3 separate regions of the Homo sapiens genome follow, and regions 1 and 3 are each linked to region 2. A link is a loop called in an ENCODE intact Hi-C map of the cell type or tissue named here. Cell type or tissue: endothelial cell of umbilical vein. All regions are shown on one strand. Region 1 holds the start of DONSON (DNA replication fork stabilization factor DONSON). Region 2 overlaps ITSN1 (intersectin 1). Region 3 overlaps ITSN1 (intersectin 1).

Region 1 (5,000 bases), 310 kb after region 2:
CCACCAACTCTCAAATCATTTCCCTGTTGTAGAGCTAAACTTGACGTCCTACAGAATTTCTCTAACTTAACATGTTGAGTCTCTGAGAGTGCAAAACTTGAAACAAGAGAAAGTGGCCTGCCTGGCATCCTCTGCTTATTGAATGGTTTTATTTAATTCTCCTTTACATTGCCACCTTAACAATCCTTCCAGCTACGTATCTTAAAGGATGTGATGGAGAAGTTATCAACTGGTGTTTTCAGGTACGCTAAAGTAACCAAATCATTGTTCTTGTTTGTTTTTCTATTTTCAGGGAGCTAAGGCAGGCAGTCCCACTTTTGTTTTAGCTCTCGCCATGTACCTGTTGCCTCCATATTTTATTATTAGGTTGGTGCAAACATAATTGTGGTTTTTGCCATTGAAAGTAATGGCAAAAACTGCATTTACTTTTGCACTGATCTTATATTTCGTTTAAATAGCTGCTCTTTAATATTTATCAAAGTGTATCTGGTGGTACACCAGTAGGTACTCGCAGAGATAGAAGTGGCTTGTGAGTTTTCCTCACTCCATTATGTAGTGTACCTCACCCTTTGCTTTTCCTCATCACCCCTCCCAAAGCAACTTGAAGTAACCAATAGCTTGAAGGAGAGAAAACCATGGTATATTTGTTTAAAGTTGAATATGTTTATCAGTTATAAAAGAGGGAGTAGGCCAGGCGTGGTGGCTCACGCCTGTAATCCCAGCACTTTGGGAGGCTGAAGTGGGTGAATCACCTGAGATCAGGAGTTCGAGACCAGCCTGGCCAACATGGCAAAACACTGTCTCTACTAAAAAATAGAAAAATTCGCTGAGCGTGGTGGCGAACGCCCATAATCCCAGCTACTGGGAGGCTGGGGCAGGAGAATTGCTTGAACCTGGGAGGTGAAGGTTGCAGTGAGCCGAGATCACACCATTGCACTCCAGCCTGGGCAACAAGAGAAACTCCGTCTCAGAAAAAAAGAGGGAGTAAATAAAGTAGATAATTTTTTTCCTTCAAAACTTAACCACTTTTAACATTGGAAACACTAATGGACGAATTTGTTTGAATTACTTAAAGTAATAGATTTGAGGCCGGGTGCAGTGGCTCATGCCTGTAATCCCAGCACTTTGGGAGGCTAAGGTGGGTGGATCACTTGAGGCTAGGAGTTCAAGACCAGCCTGGCCAACATGGTGAAACCCATCTCTACTAAAAATACAAAAATTAGCCAGGCTTGATGGTGCATGCCTGTAATCCCAGCTACTCAGGAGGCTGAAGTATGAGAATTGCTTGAACCCGGGAGCCGGAGGTTGCAGTGAGCTGAGATCGTGCCACTGCACTCCAGCCTGGATGAGAGAGCCAGACTCTGTCTCAAAAAATTAATTAATACACTAATAGATTTGAGCACTAGCATTTGTCATATACCACCCTGTTTGTTCTACTTATCTTTAACTAGACCTGACATTTCTAATTTCATTCCTTCTCAGACCTCAGTTGGATGAACCCATTCCACTGTATGAGGCAAAAGTTTCCATGGAAGCTGTTCAGAAAAATCAAGGAAGAAAAAAGCAAGTTGTTCAATTTTAATTTTCTTCTTTCTCAGACCTCAGTCGGATGAACATATTCCAGTATTTGAAGCCAGAATTTTCTTTGGAAATTGTTGAGAAAAACCAAGGAAGATAAAACAAGTTGCATTTTTAAGCACGTTTCTCTGCTAAGACAAGATGCTCAGTTGACACATTTGAAAAGTGTTTGAAAAATTCTTGTGCAAATGATCAAGATAATTCTATAATTAACATCTTAAGGGAATTTTTCTAAAAACCTTTTCATTGTTTCTATATATTTTGCCCCTGCTATAAAATTCCTTCCATGAAGAAAACTGCTGCTTTCAGCAAAAGTCACACTACTCTTGATAAAAGCTGTTGCAGGCCTTTGCTAAGCTATCAAAGTAACGTATTAATTTTGTATCAACTCCGTTCTCAACACCTTCCTTAAGTCTTTGCTGTCATAATTTAAGCATTTGAGTATATTTTGAAGTCTTAAAAGACTTAGCCCATAGGCACTTAAATTTTGTGTTTTCAACTATTCATTCACTCCGGCTTTCCCCAGGATCAAAGAAGATCCCATTAACTTGCCAGTGGCAGCTGCCTGGAAGTCTGAGATGACCAGGCACTGGGAACGGGGAAGGGAGGGATGTCGGTAGGCTGCGCTGGCATAGGAAGCGTGCTGACGTCTTATCTGAGTTCTCTGGGGGTTGAGGAAGGTGGCCTAGTCCCCTCTCCTCGCCTCTTGAGAGCAGTAGCCACTGCCCTCTCTTAAGTTTATGGAAGCAGCAGCCCATCGCCGCAGCTCAAGTTTGTTTCCTTTTCATCCAGGCGCCAAACCCCGGGCTGATCACATCCCTGCTGCGGGCTTAAATAGAGTTAAGCTATTTCGGTGCCCCACAGGGTAGTGCACATCAGCGCCCTGGATCGCATACTTTCCAGAAGCGTCGCTGAACCTGGCGACTGGACTCTGGCCGAGGACCTGGCAGAAGCGCCAGGGCAGGGTCACCGCTGGGACAGTGGGCGTTGACGGCCACCCGGGATCGCCGCTGCGGGCTGCGTCTCGCGGGCTGCCCACTGCGCATGCTCCGCTCGGAACCGGCGGGGGCGGAGGCGGGGCCGCGTCGGGGGCGGGAGCTCGGCGAGGCGCCACGTCAGGGGCGGGCCCGGCGCGCGCGGGAAGTCTCTGTAGGGCGGCCGGCTACCCTCAGCCGCCGCGCGTCATGGCCCTTTCGGTGCCCGGCTACTCACCGGGCTTCCGAAAGCCGCCCGAGGTAGTGCGGCTCCGACGGAAAAGGGCCCGGAGCCGTGGAGCTGCCGCCTCCCCGCCCCGTGAGCTGACGGAGCCGGCGGCCCGCCGAGCCGCCCTGGTGGCGGGGCTGCCTCTTCGCCCTTTCCCTGCTGCGGGGGGCAGAGGCGGTGGCAGCGGCGGCGGCCCGGCCGCTGCTCGGAGGAACCCCTTCGCCCGCCTGGACAACCGACCGCGGGTCGCCGCGGAGCCCCCCGACGGGCCGGCCCGCGAGCAGCCGGAGGCCCCGGTCCCGGTGAGTGTCTTGTAGCCTGGCCGCCAAGGGGCTCTTGTCTTTCGTGGGTTGAGCCAGCTGTGAATGGGGGATGGAAAGTCCTCGCGTTCGAGGCAAGGAAATGGGCGCGAAGACTTCGGCCGCCCGTGGCCTTAGGGTACCCCGCCCTGGGAGCCGCGATTCTGGCAAGGCCGGGTTTGTGGGAAGAGCGCTCCCCTGGCTACCCCGCTGCGGGCTGTGCTCACGGGACGCGTTCCCGAGGAAAGTGAGGGGGCCCCAGAGGGCAGCGAGGAGCCCCTTGGAGAGGACTTAGAGGTGACTTGGAAAAGAGCTCGAAAAACCCTGAGAGCCCCCATCTTGCAAGGACGCTGTTCGATGGGGCAGGTGACAAGCCCTGCTTCCCCCGTGATTTAGGGCCTCCCTTCTCTCACGCACTCCAAATTATTCTGGAGATGGGGGAATGTCGAGGATTCGTGGGGTCAGAATTCACTAGCATCTGTCTTACCCAAAGCCTTTTGGATCTTTCGGTTTGAAACGCCGGTCCCTGTTCCCCTCAATTTTGATACTAAAGTTCAGACACAAAACTGAAGTGTTGAAACTCATAGATTGGATGGGGTGCCTCTGAATTTAGGTGTACTTGCGTTTATTGAGAAACATGTATGCCAGGTGAGGCTCTGTACATATTTAACGCAAACTTCAGCATCCTTTAAATTTTAAAGGAGAATATATTTAACCTCAGTTTTTAGATTCTAATCAAGAAAATGATTTGCTATGGGAAGAGAAGTTTCCTGAAAGAACAACTGTTACTGAATTACCTCAGGTAATACTTTTTAAATATCATTAGAATGTGTATTTGTATAAACTTTTTTTTCATAGGATTTGAGCCTATTTTTAAAAATACATTTATACTTCTCAGAAGCATTTTGCTTGGAAAGTAGTTTTACAGAGAGGCTTGATCATCTCAACCAGGGATGAAAATACCGCATCAGCCAAGGTAAAGGAGTTGGTTTGATACAGTAATGATGACTGTAAAGATAGCCAGCGCTAAAATAGGCCTGATAGACGTGGGGGTTTTCTTTTACTCTCTAACAGTTTTTACCACTCTTCTTTGGGCAGTTGACTTCTCCAGTTCATCACTCAGAGCCAGCCCTCCTGGCCCACCTCCACAGGTTGTGGCATAGCACTGAACCTCGTTGCTCCTCTCCCCTAACACACACACGTTTCCATTCCCCAACTACTACCATTGTGCTGTGTAGTTTGATAAATGCGGTTTGTCCTAATGGGAACAGGCTAGAAGAGTTCTCCAAGACCCAGTTTCTCTTGTAAATAAGTGACCTTCTTATGGTCTATCCAAGATAGTTCCCCCTTCTCTGATATTTTATTGTGATATAAAAGAATGCTTGGCCGGGCACAGTGGCTCATGTCTGTAATCCCAACACTTTGAGAGGCTGAAGCAGGCGGATCACACCTGAGGTCAGGAGTTCGCGAACAGCCTGGCCAATATGACGAAACCCCCGTCTCGACTAAAAATACAAAAAAATTAGCCAGGCGTGGTGGGGCACGCCTGTAGTCCCAGGTACTCGGGAGGACGAGGCACGAGAATCGCTTGATCCTAGGCGGCAGAGGTTGGTACTGAGCCGAGATCACACCACTTCACTCAGCCTAGGCGACAGAGGGAGACTCCGTCTCAATTTAAAAAAAAAAAAATTCTTGTATTGTGGAGAACGTCGACCTGAAGCAGACAGGTTGAGGGGAAATATTTGAAGTCAGGAAATGTTTCTTAAATATGGGCTTTGTTAGCCCTGGATGCAGAGTTTCAGAAGCTTAAAAGATCCAAAATGTTTTAACACTTGGAATATTTCTACTTCAATACAAACATCTATACTACCATAAAGAACTGTAAAAACTAAAAAGTGAAATCTGCCCCTCCACCACCCC
Region 2 (5,000 bases):
TCACGCCACCATCCATTACACTGAAATTTATCATATTTCCTGCAGGAAAAAAAATGACTCATTTGATTTCTAACATATACAACTTGGAATTTTTTTTTAATATAAGAAATTTAGTTGAGTTGAACCCAAGTAATCTCATTAAGCATTTTCTACTCTTGGAATAGGTTTTAAATTTTTTTCTATAGTTTTATGCACTTAAATTAGATTCCTAAAATACTCTCATATACATACAGAAAAATAATCTCTCAATGACAAATCACATTTTACAATAACAAGTTAAATATTTTTGACTACAGAATCTGTGTTAGTTTATGCAACATTTAACAGCATGGCCTCTTACATACCATATATACATTTAGTCATGGCCATTCCATAAACATACAGCAGAGATTTCATGAGGAACATGAAATGAATACAACCTTTTCCCTTTATATAGTGGGAGTTCGCCTTTTTCTTAGCTGGAAACAGCACAGAATGTAGAAAACCGGAAACTGAGCTGATTATCATCCACAGGACATTTTTGTTGCAGTTTCTCATCTGTACACATGTATTTACACATAAGTTCACCACCTATACGTGTGAGGGTACAAAGCTGATGGAGCTAAGGCAATACAACACGGGGTGGGCAGGGGCCAACTCCCCTATCTATGCAGGGCCACCAAGGGATAAGAAGGGTCATGGAGGGCACAGACTCCGGCTTGCGGGGCTACAGCAGATGAGATCTGAGGTTGATTTCACAGTTCAAAGATACTTGGGCTATTGGCCATGTAGGCTTTAAATGCATGTCTAAAATTAAGTAGCATTAACATAGATCTTGCTAAAATATCTACTTTCTGTCACAGTGAATGTTTAGCAGATGACATTTTAAGGATATTGATTTATAGAATGTACCTCAAATGTTCATTCATTAAAACTAATGCTGACACGCTATTAATGAAATGCCCCTGGAGAACACTTGCAGAACTTCCCGTAGTCCGGAAGATTGCATGACGCATGAAAACAAAGCCATAATTTGTTATGTCATTCAAGGTGACTCAATCAAATCCAGGTGAGATGAGTTTGCAATTTCTGTCAACATTTTTACTTAGCAAATATAATCCCAGACAGAATCAGGAAACATAGTGAGGATTATTGCTCAATGTATATGGAGATGGGGACCTACTTGCAAAAAGCAAATGGAACTGCAAACATTTTGGAGCGTCCAGCCCAGGAAAAGTAAAAGCTCGTGAAAGAAAGCAACAACAGGAAGCCCAGCTTCATGGTCAGCTGCCTCCCGGGGCCATGGTCTTCTAGAACTTGAGGCTACTTACACAGAGGGATCTTTTCTCTCCTACCATCCCCATACATGGGATCCTAAGGGGAGAGTCTAGCTGGGAGGTCGCAGCCTCTCCGAAGCAGGTTCCTCCCAGACACCCGCAGACCAGATCGTGTGGCCCAGCTGGGCAGGGAGGCACTGGCTCCGCAGACTCCCCTTCTCTCCAGGGGGTGAAGGCTGGAGGAGCAAGTGTCCAGCCACTGGGGAAGGGACACTGAGCACTTCTATGACCCTGCTTCTCTTTGAAGGCAGAAGGTTGGAAAAGGCTTGCTGTCCTCCCAGGAAAGGGGAGAAAAGCTCCCAGTGGATGCCCAAGGCCCAGAGGAAGGGTTTTATTTCCAAGCAGTGAGCTCAATGGTAAAGGCTCACAGCTGCTTGACGCCCTGTGGCCCATCCTGAACTGGGAGCCCAGAGCTCCTGCCACCACCGGCAACCCCCTCTCCAGCCTTGGGGTACAGCTGTGAACTAGGGGCTCGGTTCCACACCCACTAGCTAGTCCAGGCCATTTGTGCTTTTAGGAAATAAATGCAGACGTTTAGAAAAGTGTATCCGCGCAGCTTGCCACAGCCTGCCGGGAGACCTTTCAAAGTAAGAAGACCTAAGACAGAGCCCATCAGCTTCGGGAACCAGCAGAGAACAGTGTGGTCAGGGCCGGCCTCCTGGGTGTGCTGCCTGGCAGCCACAAGGGGCTATGCACTCAGAAGGGACCTGAGCTTGGCTTAATGCTCTCCTCTCACTGTCTAGAAATGCTTCATCACCTGAACAAGGGGCCTCGCATTTTCATTTTGCACTCTGTCCGCAAACCACGCGACTAGTCCTGACCAGGATGACAGGACTGTGGAGCAACGTATTTCCTGTTTCCCTCTCCAAGGCACAGAGCCATGCATCCCCCTAGGTGTGGGTAGGTACACACGCATGCGCACACATGCACGCACACGCACGCGCACACACATACACATATGCACGCACACACAAACATGCACATGCATACACGCACATACACACGCACACACACGCACACACACAAATACGCACACACGCACAAACACATGCACTCACAAACATGCACACACGCACACATACACGCACACACATGCGTGCACACACACGTAGACACACACACATGCACACACAAACACGCGCACGCACACACATGCATGCACGCAAACCCATGCACACACACGCACACGTGCACGCACAAACACATACATGCACACGCACGCACAAACACGCATGCACACACCACGCACTGAGCTGCTGCGTCCCACCAACAAAAATTCCCTTCCACCTAAAATTCCAGAAGTCAAAGTCTACAAGTAGAGACTGTAATCCAATCCCAATAGAGCACACCGTAACTCCTAGAACGCTTGCTGGGGAGCAGGGCCTCCTCCAGGTCACCTGCCCTGCAGTCCACCCAGCCGACAGACACTAAAGCTGATGCAGAAAGGGTGGGAAGCCTGAGGACCTCCGTGCAGCCCCAGCCTCAGCGGCAGGGAAGAGCAAGGTCTCACTGGAGACCCCTGGCGCGCTAGGCTTGAACCCTAGGCTCGCCGCGAGCTTCCTTCCCACCCAGCCTTCGGTCTCTGCCAGGCCCACATTCCTAGCTCTGAGTCCGTTTTCCTGTCTTCCCCTACACCCCACATCACCAATAACTCCTTCTGCGATCTACACAAGAGCAATGCCTAGCAGCTGCGGTAGGTGGAGCCGGCACCTTGAAATCTGCCAGTGAAAACAGCGAGTTTCCTCCTCCTACAGGGAGACCCTCCACCCCCGCCGGTGACAGTGCACAGAATGGCAGCGGCTGCTGCTCACCCAACGCTGCAAAGCCACTACACCCTTTCTTTGGTTCCTGTCTGCCTGAGGCCCCCATTCTGTTTAGATACAGGAACGGCAGGAAATAAGAGATTTGAGTTAAAAAAGAGAAATGCAAAAGCGAAGAGAAGCAGAGTCGCACAGGAATGTTATTCTTTCAAAAGATAAAAGTATAAAACCAGAACTTCTGGAAGAAGAAAATACGCATTCTTACCACTGCCTAAAAAGAAACCTTAGTTTCTGGTTAATCCTCAGGAAATATCAGAGAAATGCTGATTTTTTTTTTTTCAAGGCTGACCAAAAAGTCCACTTCTGAACACAGCTTTATCTGGTGGGCTTTGAATACTAAAATATTCATACTAGGCAGATGATAGTAACAATATAGGCTGGTATAGAAAATCGAACAGAATCCTATTAAAACACAACTCACAAAACACCCCTGACATCCAATAAGGGGAAACTGACCCTGAAATTTGACAAGCACACATAGTGTCAGAAAAATTATGATGTGGGTGTAATATGGCTCCCCCAGGGCCAGGGTAAAGAGGGTTCCTTTGAATGGAGGAACTGATTGAGGCTGCATGGAACTAAAGAAGTTATTGGGAGGTGGATATGAACTCTTTTATAAGCGTTGGGTCTTATTTTAATGACTTAAAGTTAGTTTGCCATCAAAAGCAATGGCAAAAACCGCAATCACTTTTGCACCAACCTAATCCAATTAGGCTTGCTTGAATGCCACCAAGGCAGGCCCGTCCAGCTGCCGCCCAGCTTCTAGGAGGGTGGCCTGGACCAGGATGGGGACTCCCTAAATGAACAGTGCATTAACTACTAAGATGTTTCTGAGAGATCACAACCCAGAGATGGACTGTCTAGTGTGTCTTGGTGTCTGGGTTTTAATGCTCCCAAGACAGACAGCTGTTAGATGTCTTCTGTCTTTCATGTGGACTAAGTTTCCATGCCTATCAGGAATAGATTTTTTTTTTTCTGGCTCCTACAGATATAAGGTTATGTATCTTACTTGATCCTGATGAAATGCAGACATATCCTGGATCTGATACAGTGCAGGCTGAGGAAACAGGAATTCTAGAACTTTCCTTTCCTCTAGCTCAAATAAACTGTGTTCCAAGTACAAAGAAGCAGGATCCAGAGGAAGCTGTGGGGCGCCATTAAGTTGACCAGCCAATTACTTCCTCCGTGTCAGGTCTAACCAGAAGAGGTCTGCATTAGCTCTTTTTTTGTTTGTTTTGAGAAGGACTCTCGCTCTGTTACCCAGGCTGGAGTGCAGTGGCGTGATCTCGGCTCACTGCAACCTCCGCCTCCCAGGTTCGAGTGATTCTCCTGCCTCAGCCTCCTGAGTAGCTGGGATTACAGGTGCCTGCCACCACCCCTGGCTAATTTTTGTATTTTTAGTAGAGACAAGGTTTCGCCACGTTGGCCAGGCTGTTCTCGAACTCCTGACCTCAGGTGATCCACCTGCCTCAGCCCCTCAAAGTGTTGGGATTACAGGTGTGAGCCACCGCACCTGGCCGGTTTGCATTATTTCTCTGAAGAACCCCACACAAAGCAACATTAATTGATCGGAACCATTCAAAATAGAATAAAAATATCCAAGGGCTCGAGGGAAACATTCACTCTAGAAGGCGGGCCCTGGGCTACTGCACATGAAGTACAAGCCACTGCGACAAGGAGAGCAGGGACTGAGCCACGTCTTCATCAGAAACCGGGCTGGCAGGCACATGGCAGTGGCAGGGGATGCAAACGGGCCTAAGACTGCTTCTCCTGGAATGGGCTGACCTGTGGGTCCCCCAGGAGGAAGCTGCAGGGAATGCATCCCTTGGCCCCCAGGATAGCTCTCATCAGGCTCCTCTAAAGC
Region 3 (5,000 bases), 130 kb after region 2:
CTCCATCATTCTTCATAATGAACTTGCCCAAGTAGCTAATTACAGCAAACATTCTCCTGGCAAGTCCAAGAATGTGATTTTACTAAACAATTTCTGGACCATCAAAAGAAGATACATGACAACACATCCATTCACTAGAATGTCAACAGGACAAATGCAATGGGAAACTGGTTTTGCCAATGCCAAAAATTAAGAAACCTTCTTAATTCTGAAATTTCCTTAGGTGCTATAAACTTTTTTTGTTATAATTTCCATAAAGTAGAATGCACACCTTCTAGAGTATAGGTCTGAGAGTTTTGACAAACATGAACCACAACATACAGAATAGTGTCAGCTCTACCTAAAATTCCACATCTGATTGTAGCAACTCCCTCCTTTGCCCCCATCCCCTGGCAACTGCTGATCTTTTTTCTGTTCCTCTAGTTTTGCAAGATACCCATATGCAAGATACCCAGTTTTAAAAAGAAATGCAAATGAAATAAAATGAAACCCCTGCCCGCTCTTCCTTATTCTGTTCCTTTTTGTGTCTCACAATTAGCCAGTCCTAGGTAAACCAGTTAGAAGGTGGCTGAAATTCTTGTTTTTTCACCACACTTACCTAAATTATGATTATAAGCATTTAATTAAAATATCTTTTTTAGTGTGTAGCACCAGAATATAACATTCTAACAGAAGAAGCCTCAAGCGTTTTTCTCAAATAGGATAAGTTATAAATGAGAAATTTAAAATAAATATTTCAATATAATCTGGTATCATGAGAACAACCTAATAAATTGTCAACCAACCTCCATTAATGTTAGATCTTAAGTTTATATTTCAGGGGGCCCTAGGATACTGTTCAATACCCTGATTTAAAGAGTTCTGGGTGTGTCAAAGATATAAGATGTTTATTAACTGGTCTGGTCTACTGCCAAAGGCAAGCTCTTTCATACAAAACAGAAGGGAAGAGAAGGGCAAAGGAAGCTGCATTAGAGCTTGATCATTTGTGAAACAACCCTATCAATGTGGCCTGCAAGAAAATCACGAACTTTGCAGTGAGTCTTGTAGACAAAGTTTATTTTCCAGGGACAATCACCAACATACAGCTATAACATGCACACTTCTTAAGAAACCATTCTAGTTAACATTTAAATTTAAGGAAGCCTGTAGGACCCAGGCAATGCTCATCGATAGCTATTCAAAATCATTACACAATAGAGACATTATGTGCCTTTTGAGGAGAGTACACAGAGACCTCTCTGGCACAGTCTTATCAAAAACAAAACAACAAAACAAAAAAAAAAATCAAATCTGATCCGCAATTCTCAACCAGGGAAGATTTTGTACCCCAAGGCACATCTATCAAAGTCTGGAGACATTTCTGATTGTCATGCTGGGTGTGGAGCTCATGCTACTGGCATCTAGCATCCAGTGAGTAGTGGCCACAGATGCTACTGAACATCCTACAGTATACAGGACATCCCCCAACAACAAAGATTTATCGGGCCCAAAATGTCAATAGTGCTGGGGTTGGGAAACTTTGCTCTAGATCTAATTATCAATTTACAGGAAATACAGAAACAAATTAGACAATCCCACAGTGACGCACTCTTCAAAAGTTAAGCCATTAAGAAACTACAGGACAAATGATCTGGTTTGTTTTTAACGGAGTTTTTTTTTTTTTTTTTTTTTTTTGGTTGGGGGGCGGCCTGGGGGACTTGGGAAAAGAAGCAGAGAACAAGACAAGGGGAAATTTATAGATTAAAGGAGACATAAAAGATGGAAAACTCAAGTATTGCAAAATACAGGCTTATTTCAGTCCTGAGCTGAACAAATGAACTATAAAAACATTCTGAGGCACTCTAAGGAATGTGAACATTCCCTGATTAATTTAATGATAAGGATGACTACTGAAAAACTTAGGTGAGCTATTGCTGTTATGACTGTGCTAAGAAGAAAGTCGGTCAGGCGCAGTGCTCACCCCCGGAATCTCAGCATTTTGGGAGGCTGAGGTGGGCAGGTCACCTGAGGTCAGGAGCTCGAGACCAGCCTGGCCAACATGGCAACACCCTGTCTCTACTAAAAAAACAAAAATTAGCCAAGCGTGGGGGTTCATGCCTGCAGTCCCAGCTACTAAGGAGGCTGAGGCAGGAGAATAGGCTGAACCTGGGAAGTGGAGGTTGCAGTGAGCCAAGATGGCACCACTGCCATCTGGATGAAAGAGTGAGACTCCATCTCAAAAGTAATAATAATAATAATGAATGAAAAAAAGGAAAATCCCTCTCTTTTGAAGATAAAAGCTAAAATATTTGCAGTAGAAATTATATAATAACTAAGATTTGGCTTAAAATAATCAAAGAGGCTGGGCATGGTGGCTCACGCCTGTAATTCCAGCACTTTGGGAGGCTGAGGCGGGTGGATCATCTGAGGTTGGGAGTTCAAGACCAGCCTGACCAACATGGAGAAACCCTGTCCTACTAAAAATTCAAAATTAGCCGGGCATGGTGGTGCATGCCTATAATCCCAGCTACTCAGGAGGCTGAGGCAGGAGAATCGCTTGAACCCGGGAGGTGGAGGTTGCGGTGAGCCGAGATCGTACCACTGCACTCCAGCCTGGGCAACTAGAGTAAAACTCCATCTCAAAAAAAAAAAAAGAAAAAGAAATCAAAGACAGGGAGAGCCAAGACTGGTCACGAGTTGAGAATTGTTAAGTTGTATTATCACTCCTTCAGAATTTATTGTATTAATCTGCTTTTGTATTTTTCAAAATTGAGAGGGGAAATAGTATTATAAAAGAGGCAATCATTACAACTCACTGAAATTAAGCAAATTCTACATATTCCCCCATAAAAAACGGTATTAATCTAAAACCCATGAGGCCACACCAATCTAACCAAGTTTCCACTTTATCCAAACCAAAGAACTTTTCATTCCTTACCATATTGAAGCCAGCTGAGCCTGTGGTAAACTTGACTGCATAAGAATAGTTCTTGCTTGGGGACCTAAACAGGAACCAGGAAAAGGACATACAGATGAGTCAGCAAATACTCACTGTACAGGAGGACCAGGGTTCTGCGTATGTGGACTACTCCATGACCTCATGCAATCACAATGCTTTAAATAACATTTGCTACTACCGCAGGGGCTTTGTAAAAAGGAAATTAAGCCCCAATGAAAAAGAGGAGAAACACAGAGCACAGCATCTGACACATAATAAATTTTTGTTAAATGGATGTTTGATAAAGAATGACCATGTGAAAGATTTAGAGTTTCAAAATATAACCTGACCTTTTGTCCACATTACCATCTTTATTTGTATTGGGCTTTATTTACAAACTTGAAAGTTATTCTCTTTAAGTTTAACATCTTTTGCCGCTGCTACCACCTGCTGTCTCCACCCTGCTCAACCTCAGGCAAATTCAGGGAAGATTCGGAGAATCTTAGAGGAGGAAGGGACCTCGGAGAGATCTCCGGGAAACTGTTTCACTAAACAGACTTAAAAAGAAAAAAAAAAAAAGTTGCAGGAAGCGCTAATAGCCAGGATTAAAACACATTTCCAGCCTGGTGTGGTCACTCGTGCCTGTAATCCCAGCATTCTGGGAGGCTGAGGCAGGCAGATGGCTCGAGCTCAGGAGTTCAAGACCAGATGGCAAAACCCCATCTCCACCAAAAGTGCAAAAAATTAGCTGGGAATGGTGGCATGAGCCTGTGGTCACAGTTACTCGGGATGCTGAAGTAGGAGGATCGCTTGAGCCCCAGAGGCGGAGGCTGCAGTGAGCCAAGATTATGCCACTGCACTCCATCCTGGGCAACAGAGTGAGACACTGTCTCAATTAAAAAAACAAAACAAAACACATTTCCTATGTTAGCCAAGAAAAAAAAAAAAAAGAAGAATTCCTGGAATTTCTACTCTTCTCTCAAAATAAGCTCTCATTTCTTAAAATAATCATAAACATCTTCACTTCTGGTATGAAAGTGGCCTTAGACATCAGACAAACGCACAGTAGGAGACTCAGTTTAAATAAACTACAGTCAGAGAGGGAGAAATAAATACGTCTTCCTTTCCAGCACTGCCTCTCAAGATGTGGTCCCAGGAAGACTGCTGGACAGAGGAATGGAAGGCTGTGGCAATTTTGTTGGGAAGATTCTGGTGTATATGTTTTTGCTTTTTGCTATTTCTTTATTCAAACGTCACCTCATCAAAAACCACAAAACTGGATGTGTTTTTGCATGGCCAGCAGTAGAGGTCAGGGAACCAAGGAGCTGTAGGCTCTAGTCCTGGCTTAGTCTAGACTTTGCTGAGTGACTGGGCCAGGTAGTCTGGATCCTAGTTTGCTCATTTCAGATAAACCAGTCTATGATCCATTGGGGCAATGAGCTTAGCATCACATTAGCACATGAGAGGTGCTCTAATGGCAGGTAACATTACTGACAATAGTTCAACTTTTATTTACATATAAAATCCTGACAGAAAAGCACACATACGGATACATGTGGATATATACATGTGCACATGTACACAGCTGAATTAATTTTCCAAAGTGAAAATACTCAAACACTATGGAGGTCATGAAAGAGAGTATAATCGCACCCCAGATGCCCCTATTTGCCTCTCTTTTAGACTCAGCTACCACCAAGGTAGCCTAACTTCTAACCAAATAGCCTGTCCGCTGTTCCACCTGGCTTATTTTGCTCAATATATTGTCGTGTAGAGTTGTAGAACATTAATCCTCACTGCTATGGAGTGTATCATTGTGTCATTACATCCTAATTCATTGTCCATTCTACTGTTTTCTTTTCTTTTCTTTTTTTTTTTTGAGATGGAGTCTCGGTCTCGCTCTGTCACCCAGGCTGGAGTGCAGTGGCGCCATCTTGGCTCCCTGCAACCTCCTCCACCCGGGTTCAATGATTCTTCTGCCTCAGCCTCCTGAATAGCTGGGACTACAGGCATGCGCCACCACACCTGGCTAATTTTTCTATTTTTTTTAGTAGAGACAGGGTTTCCCCATGTTGGCCAAGCT

What was found. Peaks named below come from ENCODE experiments on the same cell type or tissue, not always from the same donor. Only the 100,000 strongest peaks of a DNase experiment are listed, where the experiment ranks them.
Region 1: a loop joins it to region 2, with 5 times the contacts of the local background. A loop is called at or near these places in 4 of 110 quality-filtered maps.
Region 3: a loop joins it to region 2, with 4 times the contacts of the local background. A loop is called at or near these places in 5 of 110 quality-filtered maps.

The regions. Positions count from the first base shown.
Region 1 is chr21:33,586,404-33,591,403 of GRCh38, reverse strand. It overlaps DONSON (DNA replication fork stabilization factor DONSON), which reads left to right and starts at 2,720. Exons shown (of 10, transcript NM_017613.4): 1 at 2,720-3,083; 2 at 3,802-3,882. The coding sequence starts at 2,763. CRYZL1 (crystallin zeta like 1) reads left to right here. Exons shown (of 13, transcript NM_145858.3): 12 at 197-242; 13 at 1,483-2,063. The coding sequence ends at 1,582. RefSeq lists an enhancer at 2,532-3,031 and a silencer at 2,490-3,179. In endothelial cell of umbilical vein, no CTCF peak of the experiment used is centred here; DNase peaks (open chromatin) are centred at 2,283, 2,563 and 3,233; H3K4me3 peaks cover 1,857 bases; H3K27ac peaks cover 2,201 bases.
Region 2 is chr21:33,892,963-33,897,962 of GRCh38, reverse strand. It overlaps ITSN1 (intersectin 1), which reads right to left. Exons shown (of 40, transcript NM_003024.3): 40 at 1-5,000. Among named protein-coding and RNA genes, the nearest start is that of ATP5PO, 20 kb to the left of the region's middle. RefSeq lists enhancers at 1,908-2,493, 2,494-3,080. In endothelial cell of umbilical vein, a CTCF peak has its summit at 3,008; DNase peaks (open chromatin) are centred at 12 and 3,012; H3K27ac peaks cover 21 bases.
Region 3 is chr21:33,759,904-33,764,903 of GRCh38, reverse strand. ITSN1 (intersectin 1) reads right to left here. Exons shown (of 40, transcript NM_003024.3): 9 at 2,918-2,981. Among named protein-coding and RNA genes, the nearest start is that of ITSN1, 120 kb to the right of the region's middle. In endothelial cell of umbilical vein, no CTCF peak of the experiment used is centred here; DNase peaks (open chromatin) are centred at 1,843, 3,043, 3,833 and 4,113; H3K4me3 peaks cover 467 bases; H3K27ac peaks cover 4,173 bases.